Regions from separate parts of the Mus musculus genome. Here region 2 is linked to region 1. The links are chromatin contacts, found by Hi-C or POLR2A ChIA-PET in ENCODE. All regions are on one chromosome and are shown on one strand. The core of a region is the stretch at or near the end of the contact, and the rest is flanking DNA. Distances in the headings are between cores, read along the strand shown.

The links. A loop is a pair of places that touch in the nucleus more often than their neighbours do. ChIA-PET counts read pairs that join two places held with the same protein, here RNA polymerase II (POLR2A).
Region 2: a map of heart shows a loop between it and region 1 (3-fold over the local background). The contact joins the promoter of 0610040F04Rik here to the enhancer-like site in region 1. A Hi-C loop is called at or near these places in 1 of 37 maps with a recorded cell type or tissue (heart). POLR2A ChIA-PET finds 5 or more read pairs at or near these places in 1 of 5 experiments (embryonic stem cell).

What each region holds. Positions count from the first base shown.
Region 1 is chr6:108,096,415-108,102,260 of GRCm38, reverse strand. No RefSeq gene overlaps it. Among named protein-coding and RNA genes, the nearest start is that of Setmar, 34 kb to the right of the region's middle. Within about 2 kb of position 3,585, at least 1 of the 3 ENCODE cell types and tissues checked has a DNase peak (open chromatin) inside an H3K27ac peak, as active enhancers do; it is heart, where a contact is called at or near this core.
Region 2 is chr6:108,657,850-108,663,695 of GRCm38, reverse strand. 0610040F04Rik (RIKEN cDNA 0610040F04 gene) reads left to right here and starts at 2,762. Exons shown (of 7, transcript NR_104577.1): 1 at 2,762-2,879. It overlaps Bhlhe40 (basic helix-loop-helix family, member e40), which reads right to left and starts at 3,067. Exons shown (of 5, transcript NM_011498.4): 1 at 2,704-3,067; 2 at 2,466-2,535; 3 at 2,084-2,191; 4 at 1,052-1,175. The coding sequence starts at 2,783.

The DNA.
Region 1 (5,846 bases), core at 2,336-4,835:
GGCCTGAATCTAGGTCCTGTTTGACAAACTCTGTGCTTTATCTGCTGAGGGGAATGGAAGCTATCAGAGTGACTTCTAGCATGTCAGTTTGGCACCTCACTAAAGTGCTATTCAAAGCTCAGAATCAGCCTAGGAGAAAAATGAGACCAGCTAGTGGCTGCCAGAGGAAAAGAGGTGAGGCTGTCCTCATGTGCTGATAAAGGTTGGCCTGCATTTTGTCCATGCCTGTTGCTTGCTTTCTCAAAGGCTACAAGTCTTTTTCCTTTATGCACTTGCCAAATAAAATCTTATTTTTCTTTAAGTGACACCGGAAAATGCGTCTTGAGTCTCTTCCTTCAGTAATTGTCTTCAGCATCATGTTGAAGGAGGCCATTGCAGATATGTCCCTCTGTTCCTGTCCAATTCCCTGAGCCACCATTAGGCAGGTAACGTTGTTCCTCAAGGTAAAATATATTTAGTGATAATGCCCACCTATGGGGATTATGGACCAAGGAGAGAATGGTAAGTTCAAGTGTTTAGCGTGGTATACTTCATGGTTTTCTAGGTCCTCATTTCTCAATGGCTCAGTAGTTAAGAGCACTGACTGCTCTTCTGAAGGTCCTGAGTTCAAATCCCAGCAACCACATGGTGGCTCACAAACTTCCATAATAAAATCTGATGTCCTCTTCTGGGTTTCTGAAGACAGCTACAATGTACTTACATATAATGAATGAATGAATCTTTGGGCCTGAGCAGGACCAGAGCAGGACAGGAGTGAGAGGGGCCAGAGCGAGCAGAAAAAGTACCTGAAGACAGCTACAGTGTACTTACATATAATAAATAAATAAATCTTTAAAAAAAAAAGACAAAGCAAAGAAAGAGATAGGTACAGTCAGGTAGGACTGGTCAGCTATAGTTATATCTATAAACAAAGAGCAAACTGGACTAAGGCTACATGAACGTGTTACTCAGATGCCTATTAATTAACAAGTTATATTCCAGATCCCTGACTTGGCAAATCCCTCCTATGCCCAATGGTCTGTCTGCTGCACAAAGTGTCTATACAAAAGGAAAGTTGGATCTGGTCTTTGCCGTTGTCTGTAATTCCGAAGCTCATCCTCTTTAACCTACCTCCCAATGAAAGTGCCTCTTATGGGGCTGGCCTTGTAATTCCCTGGCAGAGTGCTTACCGGGCATGTCCAAGGCCCTTAGTTTGATCCTCAGCATCTCAATTAAAGGAGAAGTTACTTAGGAGCATAGCAATTTAGCAAAGAGCAGGAAAGCAGGGGCAGCATCTTGGTTGGTGAGATCTTGGCCAGCCGGTGAACTGTTCTCTGAGCTGATTTGAGTTTGGTTTAGTTCAGCCTCATGATTTAAATGTATCCTTTTTGCTGTGATTACAGGTCCAGGATCTCCGTTCTAACTTCATCAGCTCCCACATTTAAAGGTTAAGATGTTGTTCAAGGGGACAATTAGGGTTTGGGAGAAAGGACTCACAGGGTACAGGGCTTTCCTAGCTCAGCAGTTCATGTGTTATGGTTTGGGGCTCTGAGCTTCTCCAGCATCATCAGGGTCAGTGAGTCAGCAGTATTTTCAACATTACTAGTAGTAGTAGTAGTAGTAGTAGTAGTCCCCTCCTCTTCCTCTTCCTCCTTCTTCATTCCTAGTATCACATGAGTGTACTATAGAATTTTCAAGAGACTTCATGGTATATAGCTTCTTTTGAGTTCTCTGTCTTTTTTAGGAGTGAGAACTTTGAGAGTGAATTCTCTAGGAGAGAAGCCAGGTCCCACAGTAACTACCTGTCTTTGTCTTTGAAGAACATGACTCACCCTTCTCCAACCCCTCTGAAGACAGCCCAGCAAGAACTGAGCACAAATTACTCTAAGAACAGCTTAAATGACCTTCCAAGAAGCTGCCATGCACGTCACATCTTCCACATAGCCTTTGAAACATCATGTGGTGCATGGACAAGTCTCATAGCTGGAATCAGTCTAATGTCAGACTCCCACAAGTGTTCCACATGTCAAGGAAGGTTTCTCAACATGGAAGCCTTCACTCGAGGGGACAATGGTCTGGGACCCTCTGTGTCCTTAATGTCTTCTCTTTAGGAGATGGCTGTATTACAAAGCCAGTTAGAAGGGCCAGGCTCTTGCAGTCTGAAGCACCCACTTCGCTCTTCCCTGCTGAGGTTTGACTTCTTGGTGCTATGGCTTCTGATTACTATACTTCGCAGCTAGCAATTTCAGGCACCTCCTAGGTGCTCAGGAGTGCTTAATGCCCATGATCTAGTTTGATCTGGAGCACAGTGGTGGGAGGAACTAGTTGTTTTGGGTCATTATTCCCAGTGGGCATGTAGGAAACTAGGACTCTTAAGTGTCTGCAAGGTGCCCTGGGGCAGCTGTGGGATGAGGTAGGCTCAGGACTTACTGTTTTTGTTGCTGCTATGGTATTGGATATTTGACTTTATTGTGCCTTTGGTGACGGGAAACATGGATGGAGTCTGAGAAATTATGAGGCTGAGCAAAAGGTCCGTAGGGAGAAACAGGCAGGAGGGAGGTGGCTGAGAACATTAACTTCAGGCTGTCAAATTCAATGATTTAAAATCTGGTCCCACCGCTTGTTAGATCTATGACTTTGACTGAGTTCACCAGCCCATTTATGGCTTGAAAAGCAAGTGAAAATATGTATAGATGACATAGAACCCAGGCTGGGCTGTTAAGGTCGTATAGTGTGATGTACGCATAGACCCTTGACTTGCCTTAAATCCAGTCCCAACTTGGAATGTCTCTGCTTTGCCACATCTCAGTTCCTCCAGTGAGTTAATAAGACATTGGAGGTTAAGACCATGGCATTTTTGGAAAGACACACTTTGAGCCCATCTTCCCCCTCCCTGCCAAATGTACCACTTATTTTTACAAATAATTAGATGACTCTCAAGAAAGAATTTGTCACCCGGGCAGTGGTGGCGCATGCCTTTAGTCCCAGCACTTGGGAGGCAGAGGCAGAGGCAGAGGCAGGCAGATTTCTGAGTTCGAGGCCAGCCTGATTTACAGAGTGAGTTCCAGGACAGCCAGGGCTACACAGAGAAACCCTGTCTCAAAAAAACAAAAAAAGAAAGAAAGAAAGATAAATGCTGGAAATAATGGCAACCACAGCATACATTGTCAGCTCATTTGTGTTCAAGTGCGTGAACTGAGTGAAACTGACAGAAGGGGCTGAAATCCATTCTGAAGAGCAAGGGGAAGAGTGTATTCACTGGGCTCATTCGAAGTCTGCAAAAGTGTACAGTTCAGTTGCCTGGTCTTTGTGAAACAAGGCTGACCTTTCCTATTCTCTTACCTCCGCTGCTGGGCTCAAAATGGAACATTGTTCCTTAAGAAATAGTTTGGGGCCCTTTGCTTCTGTTCCAAAACAGTTGTAAAGAGTTGAGTGATAGTGGTAGAAAGCCACCATCAGGGCAGTCACAATCACGTGTATAATCGTATTAGCGAAGGCCTTCGCTTCGGGACATATAAGGGAAGGCAAAGACTGGAACCCAGTGGCCATTGTTTGTGGTCTCTGAGCTTTTAGCAGTGTTTGTGGGCGGCAACATTTGCACTTCCTCCTGTGGCCACATTTCAGCTGTAAGGTGGCTGCCAAAAGTACTTTTATGTGTAACGTTCTCCCTCTAGTGGCCAGATGGGCTTTGTAGTTATTTATTTTATTGTTTTCTTACTGTTTTTTTAATAAATCGTCTGCAAATTTGAAGAACCTTTCATTTAGGGGTGCTGTGGATTTAGGGTTGCTAAGAGGAAGAAGCTAAATGAGATGGGGTACATCTTCTCTTGGGTCAATGTTCAGGTGTTTGTTTTTATTTGTTTATTTGTTTTTAGTTTATGTGTGTGAGTGTCTTGCCTACATGGGTGTGTGTACATCACCAGTGTGTTTGGTGCCCACCAAGGTCAAATCCCTTGGAACTGGAGCTCCAGGACAGTTGTGAGCACTTTGTGGGTTCGGGGAACCAGACTTGGGTCCACTTCTGGAACAGCTAGTGCTCTTGTCTGCTGAGCCATCCTCTCTCCTGCTCCAGCTGCTAGCTTTGTGAAGAATAGGCAGAAAGAGAGCTTTGAAATGATTCCTCATCTTTTCATTTGGAGTTTTGGAAACATTATTTTTCTAGCATCCCTTATTAAAGAAACTTGTCTTTGCAGTGGGTGGATACCATTATGGAGAATCACGACCAGTCAGAATGCAGAGCTGGGGAGCCTAGTCTCAGAGTCTGAATTTACTGAACATCCCCAAACCTAAGGCTCAGAGAACATGGCAGGAGAGGGGGCAGAAGGGTCACAATAGATACGAGAGTAGAGGGTTTGCTGGGAAACTGTGTCTTCCCATGTCAGAAGCTACACCCATAAAGTCTCACCAGCATGACTGCATAGTAATGTGAGGTGAGCAACGGACATTCCAAAGTGCACAGGGAAAGCCCACGGGGCCTCAGCTCTACAGGAAGAATATTGGAATGCTGAGAGCGGGAGAAATGCTCTTCCCCAGAGAAGAGCACACCAACTGCTTATCCAATACCAAAGGTCCCTGAAAACATACATACAAGTAGCATTATAGAGTCTGAGCAGGTTATATTTAGGGAAATAAACATATATGCATATATGCATGGAACAACAATTAATGAAAAATAGAGGCTATGTATTTGAAAAAGAACAAGTAGAGGAATATGGGAGGGAGAAAAGGAGAGAAATGATGTGATTATATTGTAATCTTAAGAAAGTATTATTAATAGCTATCAAGTTTCCCCCAGAAAAATCTGTATTTTAAAAATGTATCATATGTAATCAATACCTGGGGTAAAACTAGCAACTCAAAGGAGTAAGTAGAGGTTGAGGCAGGGAGACTGTTGATTTGAGGCTAGCCTTAGCTATGTAGAGAGACTTTTACAAACAAACAATACAACATAAAATGTTGCCCCACCCCCACCCCTGCTCTCTCTCTGGTGCTTCTCTTTTATTCTGTAAGTTCTGATCTTTCAAACCCATGGCAGTAGGTTATCATTGTCAATAGCCTCTTTCCAGATTATTCTATGCATTTATAAACAGTACTACATATGTATGCTAGTTTGGACAGAATCAGCTGATACACACAATTATGTCTGTGCTCATACATAGAAATGATGTGGATAGTATAAAACCTTGCTTTTATAAAACAAGATGGAGCTGGGTTATATAATTTGGTGAAAAAACACCCGCTTAACATTTGTGATGGTGTGAGAGTTTGATACCCAGCACTGAAAGAAAAAGAATCTTTAGATAATACTATATCTTATACAGCTTGTGACGGTGCTGTGTATTGCTGTGGGGATGGCTCATCTTTAAGTTCACTTAAGGTTTGTATTTATTTATTTAAGATGCATTGGTGGTTTGCCTGTATGTATGTTTGTGTGGGGATGGTTAGTAGATCTCTGGAACTGGAGTTGCAGACACTTGTGAACTGCCATGTAATTCTGGGAATTGGACCCCAGTCCTCGGTAGAGGGGACAGTGCTCCTAACCACTGAACCATCTCTCCAACCCCTCCTTCTTAAAATTTTAAAGTGCACCTTTTAAAATATTTCATTTTTAAATCATGTGTATATGCTTGTGTCTCTGTATATGCTTGTGTCTGTGTATATGTGCATGTGAGTATATGTGCTCTCAGAGGCCAAGAAGGATGGGTGGCATTCTCTGGAACTAGAGTTACAGGTGATTCACAGCTGCCATGTGATTGCTGGTAATCGGACCTGAATCCTCTGCACTTCTTAAACCATTGGGCCATCTCTCCAACCCCTAGATTATTGTTGTTGCTTTAAATTATGAGTGTGTGTCTGTATGAGTATGT
Region 2 (5,846 bases), core at 1,513-4,012, 560 kb before region 1:
GCCTCTCAAGGACAGGACTACAGGCATGCACCACCATGCCCAAGAAACTGTTACAGCTCCCACTGTAATCCCCCCGCCTGGGAGGGTGAGGCTGGCAGGTTACTTCTGAGCTTTAGGAAAACCAAAACCAGAACAACCAAAACCACCACAAAACTAAAACCAACAACTCCAACAACTGCTGCACACACAGAAACCTAACCTATTCATCAAATAGTTGCATTTCCTCCGTGCAGTTTAACTAGGCTCTTTATTTGTAAGTCTTCTCCATATACTGTAGCTCACACACACACACACACACACACACCCCGAGATCAGTCCTGATCAACTTTCTATTTTTAGAAAGAAAACTGGCAGACATACTGGCTTGGTTTGGTTTCTGTGATTCTCATTCTAGCCTTGGACAGGACTGAAGAACGCCTATTGGGGTACATATTAGGATTCCCCCTGGTCTGTACCCCGATTCTCTGAAACTCAGGATAAATGAATGATGAAAGCAGTGGTTTCGTTGGATTGTGCAATTTGCCAAGATACCTGGTGGCTATTCAGGGAACCACAATGGAAGGCAGGCAAGAGGAAAAAAAAAAAAAAGAAAAAAGAAAACCTGCTGTCATCCTGCCAAGACTGCACCCCACATCCAAAGAGAAGGAAGCAAAGAAACAGGAAAACACTGGGGGCAGACCCGTGTTCTGTTCGCCCATGAATGAGGGCTCATCAGACCAACTGTAAAAACACCCACAATGCAAATTATAGGTGCCTTGGCATTTTAAAGGGGGATGGGGAAGTCTCCCATAACCTAGACACTCTCAAAATGTCACCGAAACATTTCATCACTGGGCTAACATGGACTCATTTCAGGTGGCGCACAGCAGCATTCCGTATGGCAAAATATGACCTTTTAGGAAAGAATCAGAAGAGCATCTCCCCCCCCCCCACCCCTGCCCAGTGACTGTGAAAAATGAATGGTAACAGAAGAGTCAGAAGCCAGAGCGAGCTCCCAGGGGCTAGATTGGCACTGAGCTCTCAGGAGACACTAATCAGGCCGGGGACTCACCAGCTTGTAAACCGCTCTGCAGGGCAATGATTTTCTGCTGCTGCTGATCAATTAGATTTGTCAATGCTTTCACGTGCTTCAACGTAAGCTCCAGAACCACTGCTTTTTCCAAGTGACCCAAAGTCTGAAGAAGAAGAAAAAAACGGAGAGTCTGTCACCCGTGAGGTCAGTGGAGTCCCTTCTGACACTATCTGTTAGGAGAATTGGGTGTCAACAACAACAAAGATAGGAAGAGTCTTTCCTGCTCCACTAAATTTAAAGTTTGCAGATGTTTTAACATATACACATAGATGATCAAAAGCTTAAAAAAAAAAAAAAGCCAGACACGTGTTGTCTATCTTTGGAGGCATTTTGGTAGTTGTTACAGTCTAGGGAGTGAGCTGACAGATATATTTCTCCAGCAGCTGCCCTGACCTTAACTTAGGGGACTCCGGGGATAACATTTATCTGCTGTGGTGTCAACCCAGGGAGGGATGTCTACTGTGTCTGGCAACCAAGTGGCTTTCCCAATGTGTTGCGTTTCTTTCTTTCTTTCTTTCCCCCCTGACACTTGTTCAGAACTTCCAGTCATGCTGGCTTTTTGTCTTCCTTTCCAAATACTTTTCCCGAAGGAAAAGCTAAAAAGCTTTTGGCTACCAGTAAAGATTATGACGAAAAAAAAAAAAGGCACACATTAAATAAAGTAGGTCCTATTGTAAATGAAAAGCGGACAAGGCTTAAGTTTTTAATTTCGTGGTTTGCTTCTTTAAGTCAGGGAGACTACAAGGTGGTGAGAGAGAGAAAAAAAAACTACCAAAAGGAAGCTGTGTTAGTGTTGAAGCCAACTTAAAGAGGCCCCAGATGGTTCTGGTTCTGCCTCTGCTTAGGAAGTTCTGGGTCTGGGGATGGGTTCCCTCCAAACCAGAAGCTTTGATCCGCCCGTCTAGCATGCAGTTCCCCGTGACGCCTGCAGGCGGCGAGAGACACCCCCACCCCACCATCCGCCCTCTGGGCAGAAGAACTGGGTTGGAGCGCAGCCAGCTTCTCACTTACAGTAAGTTTGAGATGTTCGGGTAGGAGATCCTTCAGCTGGGCAATGCACTCGTTAATCCGGTCACGTCTCTTTTTCTCAATCAGCCGGTGCGGCAGTTTGTAAGTTTCCTGCATGGAATACATGGAAGCAATGGGTGCCCGGGGAAGGGAACGAAGCTTCCTCCCTTCCTTCCCAACCGGTAGCAGGGGGGAAAAATTCTGCGAGGGCGCAGAGACGCACCCAGATTCACCTTCTCTGCCCCTTCTTTCCCAAGTCACTCATTTGTGGCAATGAGCTCATCTCATCTTGAACCCCCCAGCCAACCTTGAAACAAGCAAACTTTTCTTGGAAACTCAGCGCACACGAGGGGCTAAGGAATGAGGTTCCCAGGGATGCACCTACCTTGCTGTCTTCGCTCCGTTTTATTCCCCGCCTGGACTTGTACACTTGGTACATGTGGGCAAAATCCATCCTGCAGGGAGAGAGGTCAGAAAAAGCCGTGACTCCCGAGTGCGTACTAGCTGCAGGAGCCCTAGACGTGAAAGAAGCCCCCTATACTCTCAGAGATGCCCCAAGTTGAGAGTGTCGCGGAACACAAGGTTAGGAGTGGAGACTTGAAGGGATCACAGCACACACTTACCCTGACAGGTCTCCGTGCTCCAGCCCTGGAGCTTTGGGCAGGCAGGTAGGAGGTGGTTGCGCGCTGGGGATCCGTTCCATGATGCGGCGAGCAGGGGCCACTGTGCGCTCCTGTCTGCACTTAGTAGAGTCTGAGAAAGGGCTGCCCTGGAAGGGAGGATCCGAGGGTCTCAAGAGGTATGTTCCTATGAGCTAGCCTGAGCTTCCTTGCAATGCGCTGGGATGCCAGGAGCAGCGGCTTTGAGGTGTCGCTTCAGTTGGGGGCGTGCATGGCCGGGTGTCCCCACGGCTTCTGGCTCCCGCTCTGCACACAGACTGGCGGTGTGTGCTCGCTGCGCTGTCTGCGCCGTGCGAGCCAAGTGAATGAGAAGTGGGGCGGGCGGAGAGGCGGGAGGGAAGGGGGGGTTGCTCAGGGCGGAGCGGGCGGGGCGGGGGGGGGGGAGTTGCTGGAGGGGACGAGCCGAGGAGTAAGGAGAGGCTGCGGGCTGGGTTAAATGGGAGCGAGTGGGTGGGTAGAAGCTACGTGTTCTACCCTGTGACTCCAAGCACGTCTGGCCGCTGCCGGGGAGGGAAGGAGCGACCTGCCCGCCCTCCCCCGGCTTCATCACATGAGCCTCACGTGTTGGACAACGCTCTGGCGGCTGCGAAGTGCCCCCCCCCCCTCCAAACCTCGGGCCCCCAGGTGTCTGCGGCTGCGGCCTCCTTTCCCCGAAAGAGGGGGTGGCAGCGCAGCCAGAGTCCTGCCCAGCTGGGTGGGGGGCACGGAAGCTGGAAGGAACCGGGGAGCTGGAGGGGGGGGGGGAAGAGTTGGTAACGTGGGCGAACCTGCCCCAGGGAAATGAAGTAAGTTCCCGTCTCCTGGGAGGGAACGGGGGAGGACGGATTCCGCCCGCGTCTGACTCAAGCCGGGAGAGGAATATCCCCTTGGTCGCTCCAGCCCAGCCTTCTTCCTCCTCCCCCGCCTGGCCCGCTCCTAGGAACCGGTGCGCAGCTGAGGGAGTCGTCGGCCCCCCTTAGCCTTCTCCAGAGGCTGGGGTTTCTTTCCGTCCTGGCTTCCCAGCCCCCCCCCCCCCCCCCCCCCCAGCGCTCAGCCTCAGTGTCCAGGAATTGCCCGCCTTGGGGAGGGACCGAGGGCGGGGCGGATGTCACCCCATGGGAAGCGGGCTGGTGGCCAGGAGCTAGGGCAGCCGAGGCCGCCGCCGAGCACGCCGCGCGCACCTGACCGTGGACCGTGTGAGCCGTGCCGACCCCCTCCCCCCACCCCCACCCCGGACTCTCCCGGGAGCTCAGGTCCCAGGCGCAGCCTGCGGGTGGCCTGGCACCCGACTGGCGCGCACCCATCTCCTCCCGCCTTTCAGGGTGCCTCACTGCCCCCACCCACCCTGGCTAGTCAAGCACAGAAAGATACCGGGCACAGTGCCCGGCGTTCCCTCCCTCCTCTGCCCCCTCCGATGCAGAGGCGTCCGGGTCGCCTCCCCTCCGGCTGCAGCGTTACACAACCGCGGCGACGGCGCCTGCCCTGCAGCAGCGCGGGGCGTGACGCTTCACGTGGCCCGGACGCGGGCCGGAGCTCGGCTCACTTGCAAGCCTCTCCGCGCTGGCTTCCAAGCCTAGACCCCCGCGCACCGGGCTGCAAGGGATCTGCATGGGATCCCGCTGCTAACCAGGAACTTGGGTGGCGCTGTTTGCAGTCTATTCCAGGACAGGAGAGAGAGAGGAGAAAGCAGGACCCCCCCCCCCGCCCGGGTCCCTCCTCCCGCCCCATCCTCTTGGTTGATCACAGTGAAATCTCCACATTTATGCAGCACAAGTTCACTGAGCCCTTTACCCAGTCGAGCTCGCGGCTGGAGACAGTGGAGGTGGCAAACACGGATTTTGACCTTGAATTTACAAGGACCTTTGGGAAGGAGCCAACGAGGCCAACCAGAAGACCGCCTTCAGCAGAAAGTCTAACAGGGCCACTGGCAGGGAATATAAGATGAGAAAGTTTTCATTTAATACTAACCAAGAGGTTTAGGTAGTAGGGGTTAACCCACAGGCCGGTGCGCGGGGCACAAAGGGGCAGCACCAGGGGCCCCAGCTCTCTTCAATCTCGCGGAGGCCGCCCGGCCCCACCCCCACCGACCTGCATTGGAAAAATCTGGTCTCTTTGACCTTCTAACAGCCCGGAGCTGGGAAAGCATCTGAAACGCAGAACCTGCGGCGCTGTGAGCGGCGCTGACACACAGCAAGGGGCCAGTGGAAATTCATGACTAAAATAAGGCCTGGCTGGGGATTTCACTGACCTCTGCGCTCCCCTGCCCTGCAAGTTCGGAGAGTTGAGAGATGACTGTTAACCTTCCCTACCGTGCTTAGGGTCAGTCAACCCGCTGCGGAGTGACCTGGCTGGGAAATTGGGGGAAAATGAGGTCACTGCTAGAACTGGGCGCAGTTTGGTGGGTCAGTCGTCATTGTCAGTGTTCTGACGACCTGGAGGACTGGGATTCGCATGTTGATCAAACTGGGAGTGCATTTCCTTCAGGTCGCTCAAGCTTCTACTTCCTGTTTATGTTTCACAAGCGTCAAACCCATTAGTAAGTGTGAGAAATGATTGCTTTTCTAACTGTTCACTGGCTGACCTCACTTTGGGGCTTAGAGATCCATCCCTCCTCCCCAGACAGACATAGTTTGGCTGACAGGTTATAATCAATCTCCCTGGAGGGAATGAATGCTCCCACCTTCCTGCCAGGAGGTGAGCAGCAGGACCAGAGGTTTGGATGTGTCCTGGCACTCTTGAGGTAGGGTGGGAGTGAGGAAGGGCTGCCACCTTCCTGTGACTCTAAGGGGGAAGCGTTGTCATGGTTGCGCCAAAACTACAGTTCCACTAGGAAATACCCTCTGTCAGAGAAAGGAGGATATGTCCTCTCTTGTGTCCCCGGCCCCTTCCCCCCAGGAGTTAATCTCTGCAATTTTGCCTGCATGGTTCATGGTTCAGGAAAATAACATCCTTAAAATCATTTAATCAGTAACTTTCCATCGTTACTTGCTCTGTAGCTGTAAATAACAAAATATGTAAATTGTTCAATTAAAAAAAAATTTTTTTAAGTTATTTACAAGCTCCCTACATCAGGTAGGCGTTGATCTCGAAATCCTCCTGCCTCAGCT